2 separate regions of the Homo sapiens genome follow, and region 2 is linked to region 1. Evidence: chromatin loops called from intact Hi-C (ENCODE). Cell type or tissue: endothelial cell of umbilical vein. All regions are shown on one strand.

Evidence for each region. Peaks named below come from ENCODE experiments on the same cell type or tissue, not always from the same donor. Only the 100,000 strongest peaks of a DNase experiment are listed, where the experiment ranks them.
Region 2: a loop joins it to region 1, with 7 times the contacts of the local background. A loop is called at or near these places in 5 of 110 quality-filtered maps.

What each region holds. Positions count from the first base shown.
Region 1 is chr13:98,909,214-98,911,713 of GRCh38, forward strand. All of the region lies in intron 9 of DOCK9 (dedicator of cytokinesis 9), which reads right to left. Among named protein-coding and RNA genes, the nearest start is that of DOCK9, 68 kb to the right of the region's middle. In endothelial cell of umbilical vein, no CTCF peak of the experiment used is centred here; DNase peaks (open chromatin) are centred at 28 and 1,458; H3K27ac peaks cover 2,500 bases.
Region 2 is chr13:99,004,202-99,006,701 of GRCh38, forward strand. It overlaps a transcript of DOCK9 not described here. Among named protein-coding and RNA genes, the nearest start is that of DOCK9, 27 kb to the left of the region's middle. In endothelial cell of umbilical vein, no CTCF peak of the experiment used is centred here; DNase peaks (open chromatin) are centred at 530 and 940; H3K27ac peaks cover 1,530 bases.

The DNA.
Region 1 (2,500 bases):
CATCTAAACCAAGGGCGATTCCCCCACCCCACCCCATCCTGTAAACCCTACATTCAAGCACTAATGACACACCCTGACAAGGTTTTCTTCTTTGTCTTAAGAAGTAGTTATGGACCAAACATTCAAGAGTTTCCAGAAAGTCTGCTGTAGGCTTTAGGCATACTCTGTGTCTTAAATTTATTTGCGAGTAGATAAAACAATCTAGAGACAAAGATTATGGCCAACAGCATCTTATTCTGAGGATGAATTATCAGAAACAATGTGTTGAATGTTGGGTCATTTAAACAGATTGGGTTGGAATAGGAGGACTTTGCAAAATGTTTTGAGGCCAAAATATATAATCTTTAATTTAAAGAGTTATCATGATTTATTTCCACTACTTCCAAGACACCTAACTTCTCAGGACCATCAGTTCATCCTCTTCACAAAGGAGGCCCAGAAATGCAACACCAGCTGACCCCACAGACACAAGCCTAGCCAGCTCCTTTGTATAATAGTGCAATGATATTGTTTTCTGGATTGGAATCTAGGGAAGAAAGCACTTATTATAGACTTGGTTTAAAAATTAAGAAAAGGTGTCCGTGAAACTGCTGGGTCCTGACAAGTTCTGCTGAGCATGGCCCTTGATCCTCACTCCATCTCCATGAGACTATAAAGTCTGAGACATCATACTTTCCCCTGCATGCAACTGTGGAAGATTTACCTGGAACAATAAGTTCATTTGCTTAAAACAAAGTTAAAAGGTAAAAGGATGTGAGCAATTCCGGATTTAGAAGAAATTCTACTTCTCTTTCAGAACCACATGGGGAAACCAAAGTAAAAGTTGGATGCTATTCTTTGAGTACAAAAATAAAAGCTCACAAACAGAAAAGCTGTGGAAGAAAACATAAGGTGGGTTTTCTTCACACTATCTTTAAGGAGGTGACATATATGTTCTGATGTCACCTAAGATATAAATGTAACCAGAGAAATAAATTATTAAATAACTAGTAATGAAGTTTATAACCTGATTATGTTACTCCTTGACTTTCTAGGGAAGAAATCAATTAACTAACTTGAACTACGGTTTGTGTATCAAACTAAAATATTTATAAGACTGATGCTACACACTGTTACATTTACAATAAAAATTGTTTGGTTCCATAATAGACAATAGGAGGAAAAGAACCAGTTTTAGGGTAAATACAGTGTGTTCTCTAATAAGAAAACAATACAGATGTTCAGTACTAAATGTACAAACATAAGCTCCAAGATTATACAAAATATTCTGAAAACCTGGGTTTACATCACTCACACTGTAAGTAATGAGCCCTTCCATAATATTCCAGAATGAGACATCAGTTATTTTTGCACTGAAACAACTTCCTGTCGGTCATATCCTGTTTGGCTATGTCTTAGTCACAGTGGAAAACAAAAGCCGGGGCAACAGGATGAAGGAGGTTAGAGGAGCTGATTAGAAAAGGAACCTGCCATGAAATTACACCTTCAGCCACCTTCTGCCTGCCCTCATTGTTCTAGGCCCTTCTTTGTAATCTTACTGAACTGTGGCCCAGCCTCCCAGCCTGACCCTTTCTTGCACCTTCCTTCCCTGATACTGACCTCTTTACCTCTTCATACCCTGGGTAAACTCCTTGCACAGTTCTCTCTCCCCACCCCTCCCTCTGCATACTTCAGTCTCTGATTCTGTAACCATGGAATCCATCCTTCCTAATGGGATGACCAACAGTTATCAGGTCAACTTCTTTGCCTTCTCAACCGGTGCAAATAGTTCAGACACCCTGAAGGGGGATGATAAACAGCCAAAACTGCATTTTTGCTCAAGGCTGGGGATGGGGAACACAGGTCTCCCCTTACTGCCTGGGCTGCTCACACTGACACCAAGCTGGGCTTTAAAAGGCAAAGCCCACAGATACCCATGTGCTGAGTGAATAACTCATCTCCATTTTCTTCATTCTTTTCCCCTTCAAAAAATTACTTTCCACCTTTCTACCTTCCTAAATAAAAGTATTTGTAAAACACCTGAAAGCCAGGGGGAAAGAGTAAAAGCCTCTAACAAGGATTCATTTTTCAGGTTTTGACCATGACTCCTGGTAAGAAATGTTTCAAATTCCCAACACAAAGATAAATGTTTGAGGTGATGGCTATCCCAATTATCCTGATTTGATCATCACACATTGTATACAGATATCAAAGTATCACATGAACTCCCAAAATAGGTACATTATATACCAATGAAAGTAAATAAATATACATAATAGCACACTAAGAAAAACAAATATCTTTTATATCACTATGCAAGACACACATACACACTATATGTATAAATAGTACATTGCCCTTAATAATGACATTATTTTATGTAAAAAATTATGTAATTCACTTTAAAAAGTTTTTTTTCAGGTCGGGCGTAGTGGCTCATGCCTGTAATCTCAGCACTTTGGGAGGCTGAGGTGGGTGGATCTTTTGAGGTTAGGAGTTCAAGACCAGCCTCGCCAACATG
Region 2 (2,500 bases), 95 kb after region 1:
CTTATGGGCCCTCTGAGAGCAGAGATTATGACTCTTTCATATCATACCACCCTGTAATTGGCAAACATCCAATGGATGTCTGAGAACTGAAGAAAATATGGGAGGTTGGGGGAGAACAAGGAAAAGACCTCAGGATTCTCTTCCAGTTGTTCTTCAACAATAAAGAAAGCACAAGGAAATAATAAGTTACAAGACTGAGTCTTTGATAATGTTGTTACCTGTTTCTTAAGCCTAGAAAATATACAGGAAATACCAAACATCCATAAAACTATTTAGCATACAGGACTGCATCTGAGAATCCCATAAACAGTCTCACTCCACAGACTCTGCAAAGGCAGAACCTACTCAAGAAGCAGAGAAAACACCTATCATCGGCAATTGGCTCCAAGTGGTCCCTCTGCTTCTGTTCACAAGTCATTTCTACTTTGAGTCTCCTAGGATATGTGTTTTTCCTTGGCAGAGAAACAAATGCTGATTGAAACGTATCCTAGGATGAGGTCATTCATTGTTCATTGACATTTGAAAAATAGTAAAGTACACCTTTATTCAATATTCTAGTACTGCATTGACCAAAAAACTATAGACACACACACACACACACACACACACACACACACACAGTCACATGTACTTCACACACACATATTCATATCCAAACCTTCGTATACACTATAAAATCTAGTTAAGGAGGGAAATTAATTATCCTTAGAATTTGTATAATGTATAAAAGGAAAACCAGAATGTACTCTTCATCTATAAATGTACAGATATATTTCCTGCAGACATGAATAGACTTTGTTTGGAAACTCTGCTAGCACCTTTGCTTATATTTTGCTGGGACTTCTTTTGTTAGCAAAGACCGGATATACCAAAAAAAAAAAAAGAGTAGATTCAAATCAAGGTTACTTGAGGATGCAGCTGCCACGCTGGAATTTTTCTTTCATCAAAATGCCCCAGAGAGTCCACATAAAGACAAGCTTGATCTATTTTATGAACAGGCTATTTACTGAGGAAACAAACCTACAAATATAATTAACTGCTCACTTAAACCTTAACCCTTAGCTCCTGAATCTTAACCAATATGTCTCATAAGATCACTTAATTCAGCAACTTACGCAGTACAGTCTGTTTATTCTATCTTTAAATTATAGAATTTATGTCTCTCCCCAAATTTCTTGTTTTCATTTTTCCTGAATTGCAATTAAACTGACAGCTGTATAAGAACCTTGCTTTTGCAGGGCACAGAGAACACTAAAGAAAAAAATGGGGAGTAGGGGAAAAAGGAAAAGGCCTTAGGGTTTTCTTCCAATTGTTGCAAAGCCTAGTATATAAAAGAACATAAAATATAATAAAGGCAGTATCACAAACCACTGAGTAAGGAATGGATTATTCAACATGGGACTGGGAAAAATGGGTAGGAAATTGAATTAGGATCTTAACTAAACTATAAATCCAAATAAATTCTAAATCTACTAAAGCAGGGCACAGCAAACTTTTTGCAAAGGGCCAGCTAGTAAATATTTTAGGTCAGCTGATAATATTTATCAGGTGACTTTATCAGCTGACTTAAATAAGTGTCTGTCCTAATGACTCAACTCTAGCACCATTAAAGCAGGCCTGGACAATATAAAAAAACAAATGTGGCTATGTGGCAATAAAACTTTATTTACAAAAACAGACAGCAGGCCAGATTTGCCCCATAGACTTAGTCTGCTAACCCTGAGGGGAAAAGACAAATAGTAAATAAACAAACAAATTCCAAAAGAAAATACTGGTGAATATCTGATCTCAGATAGGCAAGAATTTCTAAGCATAAAGGTAATGGAAGAAACCACAGAGGAAAAGATGGTTATGTATACCATTTACATTCAAACCTCAGTTAGTAAAATAAGTACCATAAAGAAATTAAACAAAATCAAAAGGCAAATGACAAAACAGAGAAACACGTGATGAAGATAACGAAGGATTTAGAGTTTGAAAGGTGTTATCTTTTGTTTCTCAAACTGGCAAAAATGATGCTAGCCAGGATCATATATAAAAAAAGCACTAATAGTCCCTGCTGCTAGGAGTGTAACTTGGATCAGTCATCACACAATAAAACAATATGCCTTAATAGGCCTTTAAAAAATTCATTCTTCGCAAGTTCACTTTTATAAATCTAGCCTACAAAAATAACTATAGATCCACACAGATTTTTGGGTAAAGATGTCTTCTGTAATCTCGATTTATAACAACCTAAATACTGAACAACAGAGAAGTATTTAAATAAATTCCCGTACATATATTACAATGGAATACTATACATATGTTAAATCATGTTTTAGCAGAACTTTATGGGCATAAGAAAATGCTCATAATAAAATACAGTAAGTGAAAAATGCATCAGAAATTTTTATGGACAATTATCCCTTTTTTAATATTTGCAGAAGCAGAGAAAAATATCAGAAAACACATACCACAAATTAAGCAGTTTTGGTTTCTGGGCTGTGAGTTATGGGTA